3 separate regions of the Homo sapiens genome follow, and regions 2 and 3 are each linked to region 1. A link is a loop called in an ENCODE intact Hi-C map of the cell type or tissue named here. Cell type or tissue: B cell. All regions are shown on one strand. Links, peaks and the distances in the headings refer to the core of each region. The heading gives the core; the rest is flanking DNA.

Region 1 (10,664 bases), core at 1-8,000:
CCTGACCTCAAGTGATCCACTTGCATCAGCCTCCCAAAGTGCTGGGATTACAGGCGTCAGCCACAGTGCCCAACAAATTCTGGAAATTCTTTATAAGCGTAGTCAGACATCTGTGAAGGAAGTGAAAACTGAAGTTTGGCCTTGAAGCTTAGAAGTTCTCACACAACCAAGACATAGTCTTCCTTAAAACAGAAAAAAAACACAGCCATGCATACACACACACACACACACACACACACACACACACACACACAAATGCCAACTTCTAATATGTCTACGGAATGTTTTTGCAAATGGTAGTACAGAGCATATCTGTGTTGTGTAATTTTTTCCCACATGATAAGGACCAATATAAACAAATTGGAAATGTGATACTAAAAGAGAGTACTTCAGCATGGATTAATTAAGACCAATATGGGGCAATCCTTTTCTGATATTTTACAATGCACTGAAAATTTTAAAGCAAGGTGGAAAAATAGGCTTATGGGTCTGAATGTTAGGTTGAGAAAAATTATCTGTGGTCAAGTGTGTGCTTTGTAAATCTGCTGAGTTTACACTTGATCATGCAGTTTTCTATAAGTTGCTGGCTTGAATACCACTGGGAAATATACAGACCATGTGACTATGAAACCAACCCAATTGTCCCACAGAGCTGATGTTTCTGATCTCTTTGAATAAACATAGAAATTGATCCTTCCAGTCTTAAAACTTGAGAAAGTTACATTTGTCTTATCTGAATTCCTTTCTCAGGAAACAAACCATCAGGCCTCCCAGAAAGTATCCGGGATCTGAAAATCACCAAATCACCACATCCGGACAGTGAGAAGCCAGATCCCTCACCCTTCTTGATTGGCTGACAAACCAACTGCTTCCTGTTGACCAACTCCTCTTCCTTATCCCTCCCTAATTCCTGTTTTCCCACACATGGTTTCACTTCTTCCCTGCTATACAAACACCTAATTTTAGTTGGTCAGGGAGATGGAATTGAGACTGATCTCTTGTCTCCTTGGCTGCTGCACCTGATTAAAGCCTTCTTCCTTGGCAATACTCATTGTCTCAGTGTTTGCCTTTCTGTGCAGTGAGAAAACAGGACCTAGATGGAACTCCTGCTGTTTTGGTAACATTACTACAGACCTCTCAGAATGGCTAAAATAAAAATAATGACAACACCTCAATAATAGTAAGGATGCAAAGAAATCATATCACTCATATATTTCTTGTGGGTACATAAAATGGTACAGCTACTCTGAGAAAGAGTGGCAGTTTGTTTAAAAACGAAACATGCAACTATCACATGGTCCAGCAATTGTACTGTTGGGCCTCTATCCCAGAAAAATAAAAACATATGTTCACACAACAAACTTTACATAAATGTTTATAATGGTTTTATTCATAATTTACAAAAACTAGAAAAACTCAGATATCCTTCAATGGGTGGGTGAATGGTTGAACAATTTTTGGTACAGTCACATCATGGAATACTACTTAGCAATAAAAGTGAATGAATATCACCTCACGCTCATTAGAATGGCCACTATAAAAAAAAACCCATAAAATAGAAAGTGTTGGTGTGGATGTGGGGAAATGAGAATCCTTGTGTGCTATTTGTGGGATTGTGAAATGGTGCAACAGCCATGGAAAACAGAATGGTAGTTCTTCAAAAAGTTAGAAATAGATCTACCTAGGCTGGGTGCGGTGGCTTACGCCTGTAGTCCCAGCACGTTGGGAGGCCGAGGTGGGCAGATCAACTGAGGTTGGGAGTTCCAGACCAGCCTGACCAACATGGAGAAACCCCGTCTCTACTAAAAATACAAAAATTAGCCGGGCGTAGTGGTGGGCACCTGTAATCCCAGCTACTCGGGAGGCTGAGGCAGGAGAATTGCTTGAACCTGGGAGGCAGAGGTTGCGGTGAGCTGAGATCGTGCCATTGCACTCCAGCCTGGGCAACAAGAGTGAAACTCCGTCTCAAAAAAAAAAAAGAAAAAAAGAAAAAAAAAAGAAAAAAGAAAAAGAAATAGATCTACCATATGACTCAGCAATCCCACTTCTGGGTATTTATGCAAAAGCATTAAAAGCAGGGTCTTGGGATATTTGCACACCCATATTCATAGCAGCAGTATTGAAACATGGAGTCTGGGAGCAGCATTCCTATGATCAGTGTCTATGCTATTCCACTTTGTGCTTTTATTAATTCATTCAAGAAGGCTTTTGACGAATATAGATCGTGTACGAGATGCTGTAGTAGATTCAAAGAATAGAGCATGCTTTCTTTTCTTTTTTAAAAAATTGAGATGGTGTCTCACTATTTTGCCCAGGCTAGTCTCAAACTCCTGGGCTCAGGTGATCCTCTTGCCTGCCAAGTAGCTGGGACTACAGGTGCAGTGCATACTTTCTGTCCTATTATTGCTGATAGTCCAGTGCAGGAATGGCAAATTTGTTTCATTTTGTGGATCAGTTCTTCTGGAATACTGTTTCCCGAAGGATTTTGAGATTGGGTTTGGGCTCAGTGGGAAGATGGCTAAGATCTATCAGTGATGTCTCTTGTTGGGTACTGGTGGGGGGGTGTTGATGTACTTGTGCCACATGGTTGCCACCTTGGCTAAGGGCTAGAGTGACATATTTATGTATATAAATAATGGATTATCAACAAGACAGAATATTAGCAATTAGAGTTATGAAAGGAGGTCCAAGTAAAGTGCTGTATACAGGCAGTGGAAAAAATGATGGGGGTGTCGGGGCTGGGAGGATACCCAGAAAAGTTTTTTGAGGGCAGTGCTAGTTGGTCTGCACATTAAAGCAAGAGTAGAATCTGAAGAGATTAACAAAAGGGGGCATCCCTGTCCTCAGAAGGAGTTTGAGTAGAGTGGAAGGATGGATTGTGAGAGAAAGATGACAGAGATAAGCAGATGACCTAGGGATTAGGCAAGAGGTGGAGAGGATCCGCTCCATGCCTGGCAAACAGGAGAGGAGGACACAGATCTGAAGTAGTTTAGAGGTTGACTCACCAGGACTCCATGAATGGGAGGGAGATGCTCAAAATGTTATAGAGAAGCACAGGCTTGGGTGGGGAATGGGGAGTAGATGAGAAATACGAATTTCATTTTGGACATGTTCACTGTAGTATGCTAGAGGAACCATTAGGTTATGATTTCCTACAGGGTTGGGGACACTCACGGATGGCAATGAGAGGAGGGCAGCTTCAAGAGTCAGGGTTATGGGAGCCAGCTGCCAGGGAAAGACCAATGAGGTCATTCCCAAAATAAGACACATTGCAAGCCCTCTCAGCACAGTGTGAGGACAACCCAAATCTAAGCTAGCTCTGGGGGCAGTCATGGCATGGTAGGTTAGATGTCAAAGCAGAGACTTCATCACGAACTTGGCAGCCCAAGAGTAACACACTGCTGCCATCTGGGGGCTGCATGTAGAAATTGTAATGGCAGCTTTGTGAAAGCCACTTAATGAGAGAGGACATTATTTTGGAACCAGCAAGACCCTTCCTCTCAAAAGCCTTTTATAGTTCTTCCTTAAATTCTTTTCTGCCTAGTTCTACTTCTCTGTCCCCAATGAAGGAAACCATGGGTGCACATGTTCTGTAGCATATTTCCAGAAGGACTGAACCCCTGAAAGCAGAATACTTTCAGTCAGCTACAGCATCCTAGCACTGGATTGAGATACTCCATGCTGCTGCTGCTACTGTGCTCTAGCAACTGACCAAAGTTCTTGCCTGAACCACCCTCTGCCGGATCTCCCAAATCCCCTCATTTTGACTTCATCACTGCCTGGTTCTGACCTTTGATACTAGAATACTGAATTTTTGCCTCCAGGGGCACAATTTACTCTTCTATGTTTTCTTTTGCTAGCATCTTTTTCCTAAGTGGAACTGGATTTTCATTTACTCATTTTTCATTCAACAAACATTTATTGAGTGGCCACAGTGTGTCAGGTACTAGGATACATTTGGGAGCAAAAATAGATGGGTCCCCTCAGAAACCTGTATTACAGTCTAACTGTAAAGACAAAACAATCATTTTAAATGTGATAATTGCTATGAAGGAAAGGTCAATGATGCAGTGAGATGTAGTGAGGTGAGATGAAGAAAAGGTCGATGAGGCTGTGAGAACAGGTAACAGGGGATTCTGACCTAGTCTTGCAGGGTAGCAAAAACTTTTCTGAGGATGTGACATTTAAGCTGAAATTTTAAGGATTGGTAGGAATTAGCCAGAAATTAACTGTTCTGAAAACTATGAAACCTATAAGACTGGGAAAGAAGGGGCCATCCTCCTTGTTCCTCTGTCTTCTACAGTGGTAATACAGCAGGGAGATTCAATTGCTTTACATAGGACAGTCTCTAGGAAGATCTTTCATTCTGAATTAGCATGTCAACTACAGTGAAAACATGTCTAAAAAATAACAATTACAACAACTAGAAAATCAGGAAATGTAGAAATAAAGAACCCCCCCTAAAACTCCTCCAAATTAGACTGCCCTAATGAAAATAGGAATAGGTATAAACAGACAAAGAAATACTAATGTTCTTGAAGTCTTGAAATACTATCTTTTGGTTTATTTCTTTTCATTTTTATTTTTCATTTAAATAATTGAACCGATTTTTTATTTTTTGAGACAGGGTCTTGCTCTGTTGCTCAGGCTGTGGTGCAGTAATGTGATCACACCTCACTGCAGCCTTCAATTCCTGGGCTCAAGCAATCCTCACACCTCAACCTCCTGAGGAGCTGGGACTACAGGTGTACACCACCACACCAACTAATTTTTTTTTTTGTATTTTTAGTAGATACAGGATTTTGCCATGTTGTCCAGACTGGTCTTGAACTCCTGGGGTCAAGTGATCTGCCTGCCTCAGCCTCCAAAATTGCTAGGATTACAGGCGTGAGCTGCTGTGCCCAGCCGAACTGCTTTTTAAAAATCTCCATATACACTTATTTGAACAACTTGATCATAATTTCTGAAATCTTTTAACACATCAGACCTGAACCAAATCAAGATACCAAAACCCACCTGAGCTTCAGATGCCTCATTGGTAAAATAGGGATTATAGTATAGTAATAGCTACATCTTACGGCTTTTGGAGACTTAATGAGTTGACACTTACAAAGCACACCATTGCCCTGCTCATTGTAAGTGCATAATACATGTTAATATTATTATTCCAGGGCTGACCTGTTTGTAGAAGGTGTCAGGGGAAAATATTTCCAGGTTGATGGAACGTTGAGGTTGCTTCAACCCCATGCCATGGTTGGTTACTTCAGCTACGCAAGGACCAGCCCCGACATGAGAAATGATAAGTGAAAAAAAGAGAATCAAGCCCAGTACATAGCATATAATTCACCTGGCCTGCAGAAGTACACACAAAAGCTTATTCTGTAGTTCATATTCATAAGAGATATCCCCTCCCTCGTTCCTAACAGGTAATCGTCTAGTCTCTGCCTAAATCCCTGCAGCAACAGGGAGTGCCCTATTTATGGAGAAAGGCCATTTTATTTATTGATAGTTCTAATTTTCTGGATCTATCTTCAAATTCCAGAGTAAAAAGTCATTTTTATCATGTATCTTCCCATTAATCTTCCTTATGCCCTGGAGAACCAAACAGAACAAAAAAAGTCCTCACTCAAAATTGGCAAAATTGAGTAAGGACATAGATTACAATATTGCATCAACTATCAAGTGTCCTAATTTTGGTAATGGTCTTCTATAAGAATGGCTGTGTCCCTGGGAAATATGCATTGAAGCATTAGGGAGTAAAATGGCATGATGCATGTGACCTGCCTGCAAATAGTTCCTAAAAAAAAAGAACATTAATATGTAAGTAATGAGAGAGAGTGATAAAAACAAATTGCCAAAATATTTAAAATTGGTGGGATCTGCATAGATGGTGTATGGGAATTATTTGTTCTACTTTTACAACTCTTCTGTAATTTTTAAATTATTTCTAAATAAAAAGTTAATAAAAATCCTGGGCTGGGCATGGTGGCTCACGCCTGTAATCCCAGTACTTTGGGAGGCTGGGGTGGGTGGATCACTTGAGGCCAGGAGTTTGAGACCAGCCTGGCCAACATAGCTAAACCCCATCTCTACTAAAAATACAAAAATTAGCTCGGTCTGGTGGTGCACACCCATAGTCCCAGCTACTCGGGAGGCTGAGGCAGGAGAATCGCTTGAACCCTGTAGGTGGAGGTTGCAGTGAGCCAAGGTGGCACCACTGCACTCCAGCCTGGGCGACTGAGCGAGACTCTTTCTCACCAAAAAAAAAAAAAAAGATAGTAAAAATCCTCTCTCTTCCATAGCAAAGCTCTTCAAAGGTTTGAGAGCAATTACCACATTTATTCTGTTCTACATTTCCATCTCACTTATTTGCTTACTCTTCACTCATTCATTTATTCTTTGATAAATATTGATTGAGCACTTGCTTTGTACTATGCCCAGAGCTGGGCACTGTGGAAGTGGTGGAGAAGAAAGTCAATTCTACCTGGCTCTCATGGAATTCAGGGGCACTTGGTGGAGTCCAAAGGTAATCAAATTATTCTACAAGTAATTGTATTATTTCTAACTCTGATAGGGCTATGACATAAGAATCAGGGAGGGTGGGATGGTATGAGAGAGCCTGCCAGAACGTTCTGAACCTGCTAAGTGGACCCAGCATTTAAGGTTGTAGGGGTGCAAAGGGCAGTGTGCCAAAGAGATTAGCATTCCTTTATGAAAAATCTCTTGGCTGAGGGGAAGGATTTGTGAGCCCAGGTGAGCAGCTTTGGACAAGCTGTTCCATTTGTCAAGTTGTTCCATCTGCTTCCTTAAGTGTCACAAAGTATTGAAGAGAGATTGCCTGGGCTTGAATGACAGCTGCTGTTTCCTAGCCATGTAGTTGTGAAAGAGGATAGCAGAGCCTTGGTGCCTTCACGCAGATTGAGACCCTTGTCCCCCATCAATCATAGCTATGTCTGATGGCATGGCTATGGCAGTTGGGTCCCTTGCCACACAATTTCAAGCCTGGGCCTGAGTTGAGCCCAGATGAGTCCTGGGAACAGAAACTCCAACAGGAATCATGTCAGTTTCTGTAACAGGATTTGCCTTGCAACCTAGATGAGAAAACTGAGCTTTAGAGTCATCAGCATGTATTTTTTTTCCCAAGAAAAATAGCCATTAAATGTGGGGGTGGATTTGAAGATCAAGCTGAGAATGTGCATGTGAAGCTTAGCACTTAGAACATAATATGCCTCCAACAAATGGCAGCTATCATTCTTTTCATCACTGATACCAAGGTGGGCTGAGTGAAGAAAAATGAGGTGGCTGAGGATGCTGGATATTTAATACCTCCAGGGCACTGTCAAGGGACAGGGGACAGGGCTCCAAATGGAAGGATGCAAGAACTTGCTTTTTTTTCTTTTTTTTTTTGAGATGGGGTCTTGCTCTGTCGCCGAGGCTGGAATGCAGTGATATGATCTCGGCTCACTGCAGCCTCCACTTCCTGGGCTCAAATGATCCTCCCACCTCAGCCTCTCGAGTAGCTGGGACCACAGGTCCACATCACCATGCCTGGCTAATTTTTTATTATTTGTAGAAATGGGATCTCCATATGTTTCCCAGGCTGGTCTTGATCTCCTGGACTCAAACAATCCTGGCACCTTGGCCTCCCAAAGTGTTGGGATTACAGGCATGAGCCACCGCACCCAGCCGAGAACTTACTTTCACCCATCTCATAGTTTTGCTTGTGATGATCACCTAGTATTCTAAACAGTCAGTACTCGAACTCTAGTGCAATATTATTCATTCAATGAATGTTTATTGAGTACTTGCTATATGACAGACACTGTCCAGGTGCTGGGGCTACACAAGGAAACAAAACAAGTGAACACTTAGCTTCATATTTCTATATACCATGAGAGTTTTCACAGTGCTTTCATGTCCATGATTTCATCTGTTCCTCATGACAATACAATGAGATAGGTCCTATTATTATTTTCATTTTATGGGTGGGGGAACTGATATATCCAGAGATTAATTAATTAACTCAAGAGCGATAGAACCCAGGCCCCAGGTTGTAGTTTAATGCTCCCTTCACCACACACACATTCGGAACGGCCACCATCCTGATCTACCTCTTGCCAGTCTCCCTCTTGCCAGTGGGCCCCCAGGGCTTTCCAGCCTGACTTCTGCCTCTGGACCCCACCCTCCTCCCCCACTTGCTCTAGATCTTGTCTCTGCCACAGCAGTCCAGCTGATCAGTCAGCAAGGATTTCTGAAGCACCCAGCACCATGATTTTACCATGATTTCCCAAAGGGCTACTTGGGTCTCAGTCATTTCAGTCAATCCAGACCAGCAGGCTGGCCTACATTTTCTGAGGTGTTGCAGCTATGCAGAATTGGTTGGACTTTTTGCTGGGCCCCTCTATGGTGGTGCTTTGGGAGGGCACTCTCCTGTGTTCAGATAACTGGGGCAGAATTAGAGGAATTAACAAAATAACAGTTTTGGATGCCAGGTTCCCCATTAGGAGTTTGACTCTGCACTCCCTCAGATTTGGTGGCGTGTGCTCTCCTGCTGGTAATACACTTCCTGTGACCTGGAAATCCTACTGCTATATTCCTTAGGTTTGGCCAGACTTTAAAACCCGCCAGATCATTGCAACTTAAGCAACTTCTAAGAACATCTCTTTACCAGGTGTTATTTAGAGAACGCAAGAGATTTACGTCTGCTCTGAAATGTTACATTGGCACTATATAAACTTTCCCAGTACACAAAGCTCTCAGGCTTTTGGACATGTTTTCTCCTATTAAGTCATATAAATAGCTTAATAAAACAGTATTTGGTTAAACATCATTTGAATTTCCCACTGAATGATGGTTATATTCAACTCCAAGAAAACGTGGAAAGTGCAAAGGCTTTGGAATTAGACGGATCTGTTTTCAAAACATTACGCCACCTCTTAAAGCTGTGTGACTCCAGGCTTCTTACTTAACCTCTCCGAGTGTCAGTTTCAATTACACATACCATGCCTGTAATCCCAGCACTTTGGGAGGCCAAGCGGGGTGGATCATTTGAGGTCAGGAGTTTAAGACCAGCCTGGCCAACATGGTGAAACCCCAACTCTACTAAAAATACAAAAATTAGCCAGGCGGTAGTGGTGCACGCCTGTTATCCCAGGTAGTCGGGAGACTGAGGCAGGATAATTAGTTGAGCCTGGCAGACGGAGGTTGTAGTGAGCTGAGATCACGCCACTGCACTCCTGTCTGGGCAACAGAGTGAGACCTTGTCTCAAAAAAAATGCAATTGTATTATTTTCATGTATGGTATCTAGAATAAATGGAAAATAGGACAATAACAGACATACAACAGGGACTCAGAATTAATGTATCTCATAACGAGCTTTAGAAAGAAATAATAACAGATGCCAATTATAAAGCACTTACATGTCAAAAAACATACTCAGCTGGGTGTGGTGGTAGGCACCTATAGTCCCAGCTACTCGGGAAGCTGAGGTGGGAGGATTGCTTGAAGCCAGGAGTTGGAGGCCACAGTGAGCTATGATGAGTACAGTGAATGGCCACTGCACTTCAGCCTGGGCAACAGTGAGTTCCCTTATCTAAAAAAAATATTCACAAGGTATTACAAGGATAATCTTCTTTAATATGCACAGTAACATTTTAGCTAGATGATATTATAATCTCCACTTACAGATATGGAAACTGAGGCCCAGAAGGATTGTGAAACTAAAACTTAAGTGGTAGATGCAGAACCTATTTGGTTTTGCTGTAGAGCCTGCATGCTTTACCACTATTTCCCTATCTTTAGTGCTTTGCACAGGAACCAAAGAAGCACGTCTTTTAGGAAAGTCAAATCTTTTTACTCTATCCAACACTCTCTCCACTCCTATTCCCTCTTTTAATCTTACGGACACTTAATTTAGGAACCCTTTTCTTGAAATATCTGGAATCAATAGCCTGGCTCAGTCCAATATTTTAACAATTCAGTGTAGTCCACATACACTCAGGTGAATGAGTTTAATGTTAACAGTTTATTGAAAATAGAACAGATATACAGAAATGTGCATAAAACATGTATGTAGATTTTTAACAAATCGTTAGAAAAGAAATACCCATGTAACCACCAAGAAAGATCAGAAATCAAACACTAGGATGCCACAGAAGCCCTCTGTGGTTCTCTTTTTAATCAAAGCTCTTCTCTCACCCCCAGGCGGAACCACTAGCCTGACTTTTATAGGAATAGTTCCATGCTTTCTTTTAGTTTTTGATCATCTCTGTATGCAAGTCTAAGCAATATAGTTTAGGCTCACCTTTGTTTGAACTTTATATAAATGGATCCACACCGTAAATATTCTTTTTCTAAAAAAATCTTTATTGTGATATAGTGTACATCTTTAAAATTCATCCTTTGAAAGTGTACAATTCAATGGTTTTTAAATATATTCAGTTACATGACCATCATCACAATCAATTTTAGAACATTATCATCACCACAGAAAGAAACCCTGTACCTATTAGCAGTCACTCCCTTTTCCTTCCTACCCCCAACCCCTGGCAACCTCTAATCTACTTTCTATCTATGTGGATTTGTCTCTTCTGAATATTTCATATAAACAGAATCATACAATATGTGGCCTTTTGTGTGGCCATCTTTCACTTAGCATAGTGTT
Region 2 (8,000 bases), core at 1-8,000, 56 kb before region 1:
TTGGTTGGGTAGGGCTGGGCCCCATCTCTTAACCTCCAGTCCTTAGCTCTATGTGCCCTTTGCTCTAAGCCATTCCATTTACCTGCTTTGTACTGATCACAAACACATGAAGTGCTGTTTGTAAAATTATAAAATTCAGGACTGCCAGGAGATTTGAAACAACTTACCTGCCCTATTCTCCTTTCCTTAGGAGTTAACGAAAAAAAAAAAAAAAAAAACGGCTAGATGCAGTGGCTCACACCTGTAATCCCAGCACTTTGGGAGGCCAAGGTGGGCGAATCACCTAAGGTCAGGAGTTTGAGACCAGCCTGGTCAACATGGAGAAAAATAATAATAATTAGCCAGGTGTGGTGCATGCTTGTAGTCCCAGCTACTCAGGAGGCTGAGGCAGGAGAATCGCTTGAACCTGGGAAGCAGAGGTTGCAGTGAGCCAAGATCACATGACTGCACTCCAGTCTGGGTGACAGAGCAAGACTCTGTCTCAAAAAAATAATAATTACTATACTATGACATAAAATGGTTGATGATGGCTCAGTGTAGTACCCCTTCAAGGATCATGAGGGATAACAGATTTACATTTTAAACAGAGGTGTTTAATTTAAAGACATTATACCTTAACTAAAATGGCTTTATAAAGATAGAGATTTTAGGTCAGAAAGATACTAGGGCTCTTAAAGTCATGACACTTAAGAGGCAACTACTAAGAGTTAAATTAGGCTTACCTTTCCCCAGAATTGCTTCAGGAGGAATGTTTGTTTGTTTGTTTATTTAGAGACAGAGTCTTGTTCTGTTGTCCAGGCTGGAGTGCAGTGGCAAGATCTTGGCTCACTGCAACCTCCACCCCCCTGGTTTAAGCAATTCTTGTGCCTCAGCCTCCCGAGTAGCTGGGACTAAAGATATGTGCCACCACACCTGGCTATTTTTTGTATTTTTAGTAGAGACAGGGTTTTGCCGAGTTGGCCAGGCTGTTCTTGAACTCCTGACCTCAAATGATCCACCCTTGTTGGCCTTCCAAAGTGCTGGGAATACAGGCGTGAGCCACCCTGCCTGGCTGAATGTTTATTTTTTAAAAAATGTGTCAGTATTGATCAAAAGACAGAAAGTTAAATTGTACCTCAATAATTTTTTAAGACAGATATATATAAGGGTTGTTTGTATATCCACATTCATTTAGGAATTGTGTAGATATTGTCTATGATTGAAATAGTTTTTGATCTTTTATCTCTCCCTCCAGTTAGGAATATTAGTTAGGGTCCCTCAGTGATAGGGAAGATGTTTTCTTTGTATCAGGAGGTAAGAGAGAAGGTTGTGAACAAATTAGATTTGAGTTTCCTCCATCCTGGGTGACTTCTGGGTAAAATGGGGTGAGAGATGAAGCATTTGCTTTCTGACAAAGCAGCATGAAGCACTCTCATCATCCCCATGCCAAAGAGTGATTTGCTACTTTGCATTACAAGGAAAGAAGGGTCTTAAACTCTTGGCCTGGATATTCTAGGTGATCCTGAGTCTGCTGTGACTGAGCTTCAATGCATTTGGCACAACCTGAGCTACATGAAGTGTTCTTGGCTCCCTGGAAGGAATACCAGTCCCGACACTAACTATACTCTCTACTATTGGTGAGTATGTACAGTACAATTACTGGAAGACTGATTGTAATTGTGTTGGGAGCCTTTGGATCCAACCTAGTCAAAAAAAAAAGAACTGTTTAATTTTTTCTGCAAACTCAACAAGATGGACAGTTTGCTTCAATGAAAAATGCATCTGTCTTTGGTGTCTACTTTTTAAATAAACTTTCTATTTTTAAATATAGATCCTGTATATTACCAGAAAAAATGTACAGAGAGATCCCATATACTCCACTCAGTTTCTCCCAGTGGTAACATCTTGTGTAACTATAGTGCATTATCAAAACCAGAAAATTGGCATTGGTACAATCCAAAAACCTCAGTCCTATTTCAACAGTTTTACATGCACTCGTGTGTGTGTATATGTAGTTGTATGCAATTTTATCACATGTGAAGATATACAATGGTTGCATCACCATAAGGAGTTGCTCTTTTATAGCCACACTCACCTCCGTCTTAAACCATCTCTCCTTGTACACCCCTCTCCCCCAATCCTCTAACCTCTGGCAACCACTAATCTGTTCTCCAGCTCTTTAATTTTATTATTTCAAGAATGTTACTGAAATGGAATCCTATAGTATATAACCACTTAAGACTGGCTTAAAAAAAAAAAACTCAGCGTAATACCCTGGAGATCTATACAAGTAGTTGTATATCACGAGGCCACTCCTTTTTATAGCTCAGTAGTATTCCATGATATGGATGTACCAGTTTTTTAAACCATTCATTCATTAAAGGATATCTCAGTTTTTTCCAGTTTTTTGCTATTATGAATAAAGCTACTGTAAATATTCACATACAGATTTTTATATGAACATAACTTTTCATTTCTCTGGAATAAATGCCCAAGAGTGCAATTGCTGGGTCATATAGTAATGGCTTATTTAGTTTTTTTTTTTAATGCCAAACTGTTTTCTAAAGAAGTTAGTTCACCTTACATTTCCACTAGCAATGCATGAGTTATTGATGTCTACTTTTAAAAAGGAAAATGATATGTCCGGGGTCAAAAAGTTGTTTGTTTGTTTATTTATGTTTTTGAGATAGAGTCTTGCTCTGTCACCCAGGCTAGAGTGCAGTGGTGAGATCTAGGCTCACTGCAACCTCTGCCTCCTGGGTTCAAGTGATTCTCCTGCCTCAGCTTCCCAAGCAGCTGGAATTACATGCATGCACCACCATGCCTGGCTAATTTTTGTATTTTTGGTAGAAACAGGGTTTCAACGTGTTGGCCAGGCTGGTCTCGAACTCCTGGCCTCAAGTGATCTGCCCATCTCGGCCTCCCAAAGTGCTGGGATTACAGGTGTGAGCCACCACACCCAGCCTCAAAAAGTAGTTTAGCTTCCTGCAAAACAACTTTGATATTTTGATATTTGATACTTTAGTATTTGGTATTTGTGACTATATCTACTACAAAGTTTGTTAAATTTCTAAGTTAGTCTTCCATCATTCCCTTTAGAGCCTAGAATTATTAGCAACAGAACAAGGAAGAAAGACCAGATTAATCCAGTTTAATTCAGTAAACCTTTATTTAGAACACTTTGTGGATAAACCACTGAATGCACAGCAGAGACAAAAAACATATCTCTTCTCTCCTAAAGCTCAAAATATAGAGGAGAAGATAGTGCCTGATACAGTGACCTGCATTAAATTAAGTAAGACAGTGTATGCTGAAGGCTGTTGCAGAGGGATAGATAGATTCCTGTGGGAAGTTAGGTTGGAGCTTGGGGTGGTGGTCGAGGGGAGGTGGATGGGTGGATGGAGAGGGGACTGAGAGGCTTTGATGAAGGAGGAAGACTGCCTAGATGGGGGAGTTTCTCTGATGCTGGCCTCTGGGGAAGAGCATTTTGAGAAATGGAGGTATTTAATCGTTGTGATGTCAGGGTGGAGAAGGGGAGACCTAGCATAGGCAGTCTGCCTCTACATGGCCTTGTTCCCTGACTGTCATTTGTTAAGACTTCTTCTGAGAGAATGGGATGTGGAGAGCCATGTCCAAGACTTGTGAAGCTACTGGATAAACATGGCCTTTCATGCTAGAGTGTCTATTTTGCCTGATGACATGATGGAAAGCATTTTTGATACATTAAAACACTCATGGCTATATCATGGAATAGAATGCAAAAAAAAAAAAAAAAAAAGTAACACACATTTTTGGATGAAAACCTCCAAAGTTGCCCCAGGATTCACATCCGCACTCCTCCCTGGTGGAAGGATCCTCCTGGCAAAGTTGGGAAATCCTGCAGGTGGAGCCAGAAGTTCTGTGTGGTTATGTCTGAGGTCTGTTTCTTTTTCCCCCCCTGATGTAAATCTCATTTGAGGTTTTGTAGTTTCACCTGCTCACTCTTGGTACCTGTTGTTTCTCCTTTACTTAAAACCCTTCAGTGGCTCCCTGGTGGCTTTAGGTTAAAGTCCAAACTCTCCAGCATGACAGACAAATCGCTTTATGACAGACCTGGCCCCTGTCAACCTCTCCAGACTCGGTTGCATCTGCCTCCATGCACCCCCGCCCCTCTTGCAGCCTACCATTCGCCCGCAGCAAACTTCTTTCAGTTCCTCAGACTGCTTTCTTCAAATACTCAAACACAACACTAGATTTCAAACAGAATATTCAAACAGAATAGTGGAAACATTCTGCATCCTCTTGTAGCCTAGGCCTTTCCTTTTCATTTGGATGCCTCTTATTTGTCTTTATCCTTATTTCAGCCCAGACACCATTTCCTCTCCAGAAAGCCTTCCTTGACCTCTCAAGTCTAGACATGTGTCCCTTCCTCTTGTCTCACGGCACCTTGCAATTTCTTGTGTCATACTACCCAGCACATTGTGTTGTCATTTCCTGTTACTTGGTGGTAGCCTGCTACAGGCTTCAGTTTCTCTTGAGAGCGGGAGCTGTGTCTTGTTTCTCCTGGTGCCTGATATATAGTAGGTATTCCATAAATAAGTTGTGAATGTTTGGTAGGATCCAAAGCTAGAGAATATTCAGGGTTGCGGTGATGACTTATGAGGTATAAGCAACTGAGGAATATTATGGTTCATGAATAAAAAGAGAGAAGGATTGAGTAGATCCAGCTCCCTAAAGAATTGCTAAGAAGGGGCCAAAGAACTAAGCCTTACTAAGAAGGAGTAGCCTGGCTGTTGATGTTGTAGTAAAGTTTAGGGAGAGCTGTTACACAGGCTTTTAAGATGTCTTGTGAGTTGGCAGCATCCATGTGTTTATTATGCTATTAACCCCTCTTGTTTTCCCTGGAATCATTATTGGTAAAACCGCAGGGAAAACCTTTAAAGAATCTATGTCTATATAAGGGACTGGAAAAGAAGGGAAGAAGTCTTAAAACTGTATCTCATTCCATGGCAGACTGGGTAGAAAATTATCCCAGCTATTAGAATCAGGGTGGCACTGGAGGCAGATGGTAGCCTAGTCCTTGGGGTTCTTCTAAGACAAAAATAGGGAAGTGCCTTGGGGATATACTAGCAAAAACAAAGTCTCAATGCAAATTGTTAAAAGAATGTTTCCTCTGGGTGAATGAATTACAAAAAAACCTGGACTGACCAATTTGAAAAAGCATTCCTCTTCCTCTGGGCTGAAGCAGGCTCTCACCAAAGCTGAGAGCAGATGGTACTTGGGCTGGCTTTCAGCCCTCAGTTGATGTCTTTTTGCAGGGAACAATCTGCACAGCCACTGGAGGTCGCTCAAGATGCAATTCCAAGATAGTGGTGGGTCACTAGCATCCAAGGGGGCAGATATCAAGGATCCTACTTTTTTTTGCGATAGGGTCTTGCTCTGTTGCCCAAGCTGAAGTACAGTTGGTGTGATCATTGCCCACTGCGGCTTCAACCACCCAGGCCCAAGCCATCCCCCCATGTCAGCCTCCTGAGTTGCTGGGATCACAGGTGTGTACCACCATGCCCAGCTAATTTTTGTGTTTTTTGTAGAGATGGGGTTTTGCTATGTTGCCCAGGTTGCTCTCGAACTCCTGGGCTCAAGCCCGTCTCGGCCTCCCAAAGTGCTGGGATTATAGGCATGAGCCACCGCACCTGGCCTACTTCTTGTCATATACAGTCCCAGAGCTGGTCATCAGCAGGGGATCTTTCTGTAGTGTAGTTCTGTGCCATCCAGTATAGGAGCCACTGGCTACATGTGGCTAGTTACATTTTAATTTAAATCAATTAAAATTGAATCAAATTAAAACTTCAGTTGCATAGTCTCGCCAACCACTTTCACAAGTGATGAGTGGCTCTTGTATTGGACAGCACAGATAGCGACCATTTCCATAATCCCAGAAAGTTCTGTTGGATGGTGCTGGTATAGATTCTGTATCTTATCCCCTTACCACCCCACAGCTTATTCTTTCTGGAGCCACACTGCTTGGGTTGAAATCCTGGCTCTCTTCCTTACTTTAGTGTGATTTTGGGTAAGTCCCTTCTCTCTCAGCCTTAGTTTCATAATCTGTGAAATGGAGATAGTAATAATAGTGCCTACTTCTTAAGGTTGTTGTGAGGGCTAGTGTTTAGAGCCATGACTAGCTGCTAGCATATGTAGAGTAAGTGCTCAATCCATAATAGCTATTATTACTATTGGCCAGGCGTGGTGGCTCACGCCTGTAATCCCAGCACTTTGGGAGGCTGAGGCAGGTGGATCATGAGGTCAGGAGATCCAGACCATCCTGGCTAACACAGTGAAACCCCGTCTCTACTAAAAATACAAAAAAATAGCCAGGCGTGGTGGCGGGCACCTGTAGTCCCAGCTACTCAGGAGGCTGAGGCAGGAGAATGGTGTGAACCCGGGAGGCGGAGCTTGCAGTGAGCCGAGATCCCACCACTGCACTCCAGTCTGGGCAACAGAGCAAGACTCCATCTCAAAAAAAAAATACTATTTATTATTATTATTATTGTTATTATCCCCACTCCTTTGCAGATGCAGTCAGTACACAGCGCTGGCCTCTTCCCGTCTCACAGAATTAGTACCTAACCCATATCTCCTTCTTTCTTGCTCTCCTCTAGATAGATCCTTTCTAATCAAAACCACAAAAGAAAGGGAGTCAAGACACAGTGCTCATTAGCAAGCACCAGAAATGGTTTAGGTACCAGTATAAATCACATCAAACAAACTGCCAGAGACTGTTTTCCCTAACCCCCAACCATAAAATACGGAGTCTTTCTTTTTTTTTTTTTTCTTTTTTTTTTTTTTGGAGACAGAGTCTCATTCTGTCGCCAGGCTGGAGTGCAGTGGTGCGATCTCGGCTCACTGCAGCCTCTGCCTCCCGAGTTCCAGTGATTCTCCAGCCTCAACCTCCTGAGTAGCTGGGATTACAGGCACGTGCCACCACACCTGGCTAATTTTTGTATTTTCAGTAGAGACAGGGTTTTACCATGTTGGCCAGGCCGGTCTGGAACTCCTGACCTCAAGTGATTCACCCACCTCAGCCTCCTAAAGTGCTGGGATTACAGGCGTGACCCATGGCGCCTGGCCTGGAGTCATTTTTTGAAATCAAAATAATTCATTGAAGCCCTAGGGCAATGACTTGTGTCCCTGTAGGGACAGTCTGGCATTGAACAGACCCCGGCCTGAAGAGCTTCAGACTAGTCATGCCAGCGAATTTTAGGGATTTTTTTTTTTTTTACCACATTAATCATCTTCTGAGTTGGGAGAATAGTCTTTAATTTGTCAATTTCCTTCTCATATCTGCAGTGTGACTCTGCAGATGAATTCAGTATATAAATTTTAACAGGAATCACCTGCTGTTTTAGGTTAATGTTTCACAAGAATTCAAGAAATGTTATCTATTCAGAACCAGTATTTTCCCTTCTATAATTATTTCTAAATTACAACAAAATTGTTTTAAAATTTCATTATCTGAGATCCATGAGCATATGCAGAATACTCAGGGTACAGAAATGAAAAAGGGATCAAGAAGATTGTGCATTCGAGGAGTTCCTTTCATCATTAAAAACAATTTTACACATGGCTTTCTTTAGTTATGTAAGAAAAATGTCATTAAATTTCTTCAGTTTCTGTTTTTGGCCATGGGCGGAAAACATTCCAGGACAGTCTGATCCAAAAACTAGTCATGACAATAACTTCATTTTTACAACACTGTTTTCTTCATAAACCACAGGGCGCTGCAACTAGGGGGAAAAGCTTATGTACTACCTATTGAAGGAAAAAAGCATTTTCTATATCGAAGCATTCCTTTGTGCAGCCTTTGAAGGAATAAATACATTAGCTCTGAGTTTTTTTTTTTTTAAACTGACTTGCAGCAGAATCTCCTGGAGAATTGCTGTTCAAATGCTGGTTCCTAGGTCCTGGCAAAACCTTCTAAATCAGATTTTCTGGGAGAGGGTTTGAGAAACCTGCATTTTAAAGTAGTACAGAGGATTCTGAGG
Region 3 (8,000 bases), core at 1-8,000, 180 kb before region 1:
GCATTATTTGGAAATATTTCACTTCTCTGTATTCTTTGCAGCTCAAGTTTCCCTAGGGCTTCTGGTCACACACCTTCTTCTAGCATTGCCCTGGTTCTAAGGAGGAGAACTGAATCATGTTAAGACTTTACCAGGCTGGGCGCCGTGGCACATGCCTGTAATCCCAGCACTTGGGGAGGCCAAGGCAGGAGGATCACTTGAGTCCAGGAGTTTGAGACCAACCTAGGCAACATGGGAAAACCCCATCTCTAAAAAAATGAAAAATTAGCTGGGTGTGGTGGTGTATACCTGTAGTCCTGGCTAATCTGGAGGCTGAAGTGAGAGGGTCACTTGAGCCCAGGAGGTTGAGGCTACAGTGAGCTATGATCATGCCACCGCACTCTAGCCTGGACTACACAGCAAGACCCTGTCTCAGAAAACGAAAACAAAAAAGACTGTACCAGTTGCAGCTGTACCAGTTGCAGCTATCTAGAATTATGTCACTTGGCTAGAGGTCATGGTTACAACAGTATGCTAGTAGCTTTTTTTTTTTAAAAAAGAGTCACCTAAATACTAATTACTAGTATCTGATTTAGACTTTCACAGTGAGCTTTGTTTAAAATCAATGTAACATTTTATTCTGTTAATTCAGATTTCTTATCCTATATACGAATTTGTTTAAATGACACAGGTATCATATTCTGTTACAGGCATCCAGAGATGAGTTTCCATGTGGCTTTACTTCACCTGCCAATAGAGGGAGTCTGAGCACTGACAAAGACACCGGTAATTAAACCTTTTGGAGATGATACATTGCGTGGGTGTTTAGACATGTACCCTCTACTTCTCAGTATTTTTGATATATTTCATAATAAAGACCATACATAGCTTGATCTCTACTAAAGTTTAATTAAAATCTGACTTATACTTGCAGTCAAATTTATTTGCCTAGGTTTCCTTGTCTAAGCTTATTTAGAACATAGCTTGGCATACTGAGAAAATAGAGGATAATGAGAAAAATACTGGTTTCCACTCTTCTTATCTGTCACCAGTTTTAAGCCAGATACTCCCATCTATGGGCTCAAGTTTCCTTGTCTATAAAATTGTCTTTTAAATTGTGTGGCTTTATTTTACGGCTTCCAAGGAATTTCTTGTCATTTTGTACATGCTAAAGTGTTTTGAAAGGTGAAAAGTTGCTTCACTTTTACATGGTTTCTTATGGTGTTTTGATATAATAAACTTCACATTTTAGATGTCCAAGATCTATTCCCTACATTAATGTCTCTACTTAAATTAGTTCCGTACTTTTTAAATATTTCTGACAGTTCCCCCTCTTGCCAACAAGGGCTTGACTTTTTTTTTTCCCCAGCTTATGGGTCTTTTCAAAATGGACATGGAATTAAGAGAGAAGATTCAAGAGGTTCCCTCATCCCAGAAGGAGCAACAGGATTTCCAGATCAGGGCAACACTGGTGAAAATGTAAGAACTTAAATATATAGGATGACCCTAGTGACACATTAGCCTGCAACAATTTTTTTATAGTATAAATATGAGCATCTGTACTCACCTGTAGTCCATCCTGGCTCTGCGAAAAGCATCCCATAATTCTTAGATATTTTAGCAGTATCTTCCTATAGTGGCAGCTGCTACTTCAATGTCTTAAACTATTTATAGAGAATAAGGCATTCATCCTCAAGAGTTCTAACTCTGAATATCTCCTTTAACCCTAGCACGCTATTTTAGTGAGGAGAAATTCAAGTTTAAAATATCTAATGTGCCTTGTTATTTAAAACGAAGCACATCCTGGCAGGATTAATGCAGTCTTTCATTCTTTTGTAATAGAGTAATGATATTAATTTGGGAGGAAAAAATATAGGTCCCAAAATTGACAATCTTAGGGTCCCAGCATCACTTAATCAGAATATATCCTCCCAACTCTTCTATCAAGTCGTTTCACGCCTACCATTAAAGTTTGAGATGTGACTGCCTTAAGGCAGAAAGACCTCATTTTAGACGAGTAAAGTTTTGCCATGTTGTTATGTAAAATCATTGAATCGTATAAAATTATATTAGAAGGGACTATAAGAACAATAAATTCCAACTCTCAATTTACAAATGAAAATTGGGATTATGACTTAGAACAACCAGCTATGGCAGGACCATACTCGAACCCAGATTTTCTAATATGAGCACTTTGTCTCCTATATCATGGTGCTCTTAGTGTACATCAGCATCACCTGGAGGGCTTAAAAAATAGATGTCTGGGCCTCACCCCAGGGTGAGATTCAGTAAGTCTGGAATAGGGCCTGCTAACATGTATTTCTAAGTTCCCAGGTGATGTTGATGCTGCTGGTTGGGTATTGTTACCCTTGAGAACCAGTGGACTATACTTCCACTGGTTCCTTGAGCCTTTGGGTAAACAGTAATTTATTCACAAATGTTTCTCTTTTACACCATTTAGAAATTGTGACAACAGGTACTGTCATAGCTAAGGCAAATAAAGGTCAGAGAGGTTGAATGACTTGCTAGTAGTCACATAGTAGCTAGGCAAGCAATCAGAACCTAGGTCTGTTTGCTCCAAGTAAAAGTTCTTCCTTAGTAAATTCCACCCTAGTCAATGGTGCATCCCCAGTTTAGCTCAACTGAAAGTATTAGTTTTTAAATTTTTTAGATTATTGTTATTCTATTCATATAAATCCCCAAATAAGTCAGATCTTGTCATGCTTAATTTCTGATATTTTTTAAAAAGTCATTAAATAATAGGAACACATCAGTACTTTGTAGAGGTACTAATTTTGAAGTATTATTGGGTACTCCTAAGTGTAATTATCGTAATATAATTAGCCCATTTTTTAATTTATTTATAGTTTTTAGAAATAGGGTCTTGCTCTGTCACCCAGGCTGGAGTGCAGTGACACGATCAGTGCTCACTGCAGCCTTGAACTCCTGGGCTCAAGCAGTCTTCCTGCCTCAGCCTCCTGAGTAGCTAGGACTACAGGCATGCACCATCACACCCAGCTAAATTTTTTTTTTTTTTTTTTTTGTAGAGACAGGTTTTGCTATATTGCCCAGGCTGGTATTAAACTCCTGGCCTCAAGTGATCCTCCCACCTGAGCGTCCCAAAACGCTGGGTCTACAGGTGTGGGCTACTGCGCCTGGTTTTATTAGCCCTTAAGATAGATTTTCTAATGTATGATTTGGAGGTTGGATTTTAATAAACTCTAAGGAAAGATTCAAATGAAAAAGTTTAAGATGTTTCTTATGCTTTCACTCCATGTAAAAGCTATCTTTCCTTAAATAGCCATGATTATTTTAAAATTTTACCACTAAAACACATGGCATATGAGAATGAAACACAGTATTCATGGCTATATCTTTGTGAAGACTCCAAGGTAATTTCTAGTGATATTACTAGCTATTACTAGGAAAGAAAGATTCAGCCCATTCACCTTCAAGTTGTGATATAAAATTTAGATTTATGTTTAGAATTTTCCCAAACAGATCTAATGATAAAAAAAGAGTTACTGAGTTAAAGGCTGTGGAAAATTGTACTGATACTATTTCACGAACATCCTGTCCTTACAGACCCGACAGAGTTCTACAAGGAGTAGTGTATCCCAGTATAACCGCCTGGATCAGTATGAAATCAGAAGCCTCCTGATGTGCTACCTGTATATAGTAAAAATGATTTCAGAAGGTGAGTTACCATCATATTAAGCATGGACTGTACTAGACATACACCCTCACAGGTTCACAAATTCATGCAACAATATTTGATCATCATCTGGAGGCAGAGCACATGCACATTATAAACAGTTATTTGGAGACTCTGACTTTAAAATGTTTCTTAAATTGAACTTCAAAATAGGTTCATGTCAGTCACACAAGTTCGAGTCTTTGAAATAATTTTAACATAATTTTGCAAATGAATTTCTAAAATGAGGCAATGGTTTTAGAAGTGCTAAACATTTTGTTTTCATGCAGAGCATTTAATTCATTAAATGACCAATGTAACTGAAAGGAAATAATAACCACCAGAATTCATATTTAATACTTCAGCTTTTATTTAACCCAGGATTTGACAAATAAGAAACAAAAAGACAGGAAGAGTTCTTGAAGGGTAGGGAATGTCATCATTATCTTTGCAGCAACACTGTATGATATTGTCTGGTATCGCGTTCTTTGTCGGGCTCTGTTTTTTCTCCTTGGTATAGAGCCGTATTTACTAGTGTCACCAGTTCCTCTTTACACTATATGATGGAATACAACCGAAGGACTTTCATAAACTGCATGTCCTCGGGAAGTAAAAGCAGGTTATTTCCAAATACCACATTTACTTAGACAGTTCCCTCCCTTCTCTTCCTTTTCGCAATACTTTTGCTTAAAAAAAAAAAATGCAAAAATGGAAAACATAAAAGCACCTGGGATCATCATAGTGATTGCTATCTTTTACTCATTTTCTATTTTTTTATTTTTAGTAATTATTTCGTTTTAAATATTTTATAATAATGCAGGATGTAAAGACATAAAATAAGTTGATATCTAAGTAGCTATAGAAACATTAAAATAAATAGCTAGATATGAGTAAATTCTAAAGTTCATTAATAAAATAAAAATAACTGGAATATTCAAGTTCTAGGAATGTACGATTTAGCATAAATATCAAACATTATGTTGTGGAATCTGGAAATTGCTAACATTTATGGAGTTTCTTCTTAAGGCAATGAAAATGTTCTAAAACTGTGGTGAAGGTTTCCTTAGTCTTTGAATAAACTATAAACTATTGTAATATTGTGGGCTATTTATGTGGGCATTTTTATGATAAATGAATCTCTCAGTAAATGTTTTTTTTTAAAAAGAGGCCCAATCTTTATCTGTTCTCCACTCCCATTGCCACTTGACTAGCCTTAAAAAAAATAGGTCCAAGAGATACATTAGAAAAAAAGCAGAAGTGAACAAAAAAGCGGTTGAATACCACCACAGCCCAAAGAATGAGGGAAAGAGAGAGAAGGTAGGAGGAGGGGAAAAGCTGCATTGCTGACTAGTTCTCTCCCCTCCTCCACTGTAGGTCTCACACACACATACACACACATATACATCACATTCTATACTAACCAGAGACAAGTCTCTGGTTGTTATTTTTAATGTCATGGGTAAAACCATGACTGTTTTTGTTTTGAAGATGGAGTCTCACTCTGTCGCCTAGGCTGGAGTGCAGTGGCAGGATCTCAGCTCACTGCAACCTCCACCTCCCAGGTTCAAGTGATTCTCCTGTTTCAGCCTCCCGAGTAGCTGGGACTACAGGCGCCCGCCACCACGCCCGGCTAATTTGTTTATTTTTAGTAGAGATGGGGTTTCACGGTGTTAGCCAGGATGGTCTCGATCTCCTGACCTCGTGATCCGCCCACCTCGGCCTCCCAAAGTGCTGGGATTACAGGCGTGAGCCACCACACCCGGCCCATGACTGTTTTATTTCTTGTGAACTTGATAGTTCCTCTTATTCTTGCAAATGTTGACCATGCTTGCTCAGTGGCAGTACTCTGTGCCGAATATTCAGTCTTTGTTAATTAGGTTTTGTAGTCTTCTGCTCTTGCTTTTTGATTTTAAAAAGCACATTTTCAATAACTAGTATACAGTCTATGTCACATCTGTTTATCTTTTATATGTATAAAGTCATGCTGTATATCTGTAAAGTCATATTCATTTTGTTCTAAGAAATGTCTTCTAGATCCTTCTCAATGGATGTATTCTAATTACTTTGTCTTGTCCGGTAAATATTGTTTTAGTTACTCTATATGCATTTAAATATTTATCTCTTTCAAGTCCACAATCTTGAGGTCCTCTCTTGGCTTTCTTTTTTATTGAGTCATAAACAGTAGCAACTTTAATGTCAATGAAAAGATGTTCTATCTCTACACTTTTATATGGATTCTGGAGAATAAATTTCATTCTCTACTTATAGCTGCATTTTATTAATTGACAAAAATTTGCTATTTCAAAGTCTTAGATTCATTTGCCAAACATTTTCAGGCCTTACTGCTTAGTTTATTATATCGTGAGAAAAGGAATAAGAGTCAGGAGTTACCAGTTACGAAGTCTGAATTGACAAGAAGACTGTTCTGTTGGAAAAGTAAAACATTGTTGCTTCCTTAAGAGAGAAGGTGGTGGGGGGCGGTGGGGGGGGGGGTGAGGGGGGTGGGGGGGATGGGGAAGCTACTTCCTCTTTCTTTGTGACTGTGTCTTCACTTTTCTCTTTAGCCCAGACTCCAAAAAGACACTCTCAGTATCACATTGAGGCTTATCGGCACCATACCCTGCACTTGTAGATTCATTAATATTCTCCGAAGCAGACTGTTCATTGGAAGGTATCTGGTTAGAGCTATCTCTCACTGCAAATTTGGTGTTAGAAGGAATAGCAACCACTGCTCTTCTTTTTGTACTAGATTTTAAAGTAGAGTCTAAAGGCAAGACATTCAAAGGGATTATTTTCTTTTCCTTTGCAAGAGGGCTATATGAGGTTATAGAATAATCCTCTAAAGTTTCCAGTAAACTTTCAGATACATGAGTTGGGTATTCTCCTGGGGAGATAGCGGAAGGGTTCCATGATGTGCCAATCTGAGTTTCTTTTTGCGGGGAGACCTTTGTTTCAAGTGTCCCTTTTGGCTGGCCAATCTTGTCTTCATGAAGATTGAAAAAATCTTGAAATTCATACCTCTTTTGAGGACTAAGTGAAGTTGTTAAAAGAGAACTTGCCAGTGGCTTCTGGCTGGCAGGGTCTTCTATGTTAGGCTTAGTGTCATTAGAGGAACTTTTCGCAAAAGAGGTCTCTGGCACTTCAAAGAGGCCTTGACTAAAAGATGGAGCTGGAAACTCTGAACTTTGTTGCAGTTCCTTTGTGCTCGTAGGTTTCATCTGCTTACTTTGTGACTGGCTTATCGATTTGATAGGCACATGCCTCTGCCTTCCTTGTGCAGGCTCCCTGACTGAAAAATCTGACATAGTCATTTGACTACCAGAAACGAAGTCATCACTACCAGAAGTCTGAAATTGTTGTTGCCTCATTATTATTTTAGAAAGCCTTTTATTTTCTTCTCGTAATTTATTTGTTTCTTTAGTGAGTTCCGCAATAAAGAAAAGATTTTGTTGTTGGATTTCATAATAGTCTTTCTCTAGCGCAAGCCTGTATGTTTCTGTCATTGAACAGCAGTCACAGGTTTTTGCCTTTAACTGATCTTTCAAGTCATTAATGGTGCTCTGCAGGACTCTCTGCTGTTTAGTCAACTCTTTAATTTTGGCTGTGGAGCCCGTCCGCCTCCCGTCTGACAATCGCTGTTTCCTCAGACTTGTTAATTTTGCCTGTAGACGCCGCAGCTCTTTATCATGGAGCTCTTTTAGCGCCAGCCATGTTTTTTTAAAATTGTCAGATTCCAAATCACATACACTAAGCCGTGATGATTCTCTTCCTGAAGATTTCTTACAACCTCTCCTCCCTCCTACACCCTCGTTCCCTGCCTGCATCATGTTTCACAGATTTGGAAATGGGAGGGATGGCCTCGTCGCTCAACAACAGTGCCGTTAAGAAAATGGCGGACTTGCAGTGGATTGGAGCTAGTTCGCTGTGAGGGCGAGCACTTTTACCCCTTTCACAGACCTTCTCCGAAGCTACCTTAGGACATGGGGCGAGGGAGATGGGTGCTCACCGTTGGACGCAAAGTCCCAGGTTTTCGCTGGAGAGGAGGCACCAACTTTTCGGCTAGAAGAGCTAACCCACAGGAGAGGGAGGCCAGCACCCTCAGGCAGTGGCGCAGCAAGCTGCCCTTTGACCGGAGGCCGGAAACGCAGGGACTTCTGGGGGGGAACCCAAGCTTCTGTGAGTAGACACCCAGTGGCAGATAGGCGAAAGCGGAAGTCACTGCTAGCTTGATATATATTTTTTTAATTTAATTTTTTTTAGATGGAGTCTCACTCTGTTGAGCCCAGGCTGGAGAGCAGTGGCGCGATCTCAGCTCACTGCAACCTCC

What was found. A loop is a pair of places that touch in the nucleus more often than their neighbours do. Peaks named below come from ENCODE experiments on the same cell type or tissue, not always from the same donor. Only the 100,000 strongest peaks of a DNase experiment are listed, where the experiment ranks them.
Region 2: a loop joins it to region 1, with 2.0 times the contacts of the local background. A loop is called at or near these places in 14 of 110 quality-filtered maps.
Region 3: a loop joins it to region 1, with 4 times the contacts of the local background. A loop is called at or near these places in 82 of 110 quality-filtered maps.

Annotation. Positions count from the first base shown.
Region 1 is chrX:118,804,182-118,814,845 of GRCh38, forward strand. It overlaps a transcript of IL13RA1 not described here. Among named protein-coding and RNA genes, the nearest start is that of ZCCHC12, 14 kb to the right of the region's middle. In B cell, for the core only: a CTCF peak has its summit at 3,410 (motif pointing left); a DNase peak (open chromatin) is centred at 3,400.
Region 2 is chrX:118,748,163-118,756,162 of GRCh38, forward strand. It overlaps IL13RA1 (interleukin 13 receptor subunit alpha 1), which reads left to right. Exons shown (of 11, transcript NM_001560.3): 4 at 1,496-1,616. Among named protein-coding and RNA genes, the nearest start is that of IL13RA1, 25 kb to the left of the region's middle. RefSeq lists an enhancer at 4,084-4,183. In B cell, for the core only: no CTCF peak of the experiment used is centred there; a DNase peak (open chromatin) is centred at 4,319; H3K4me3 peaks cover 873 bases; H3K27ac peaks cover 2,733 bases.
Region 3 is chrX:118,626,815-118,634,814 of GRCh38, forward strand. DOCK11 (dedicator of cytokinesis 11) reads left to right here. Exons shown (of 53, transcript NM_144658.4): 33 at 690-765; 34 at 1,349-1,458; 35 at 3,565-3,676. It also overlaps the pseudogene RBBP8P1. Among named protein-coding and RNA genes, the nearest start is that of IL13RA1, 97 kb to the right of the region's middle. In B cell, for the core only: no CTCF peak of the experiment used is centred there; DNase peaks (open chromatin) are centred at 4,957 and 6,207; H3K27ac peaks cover 1,363 bases.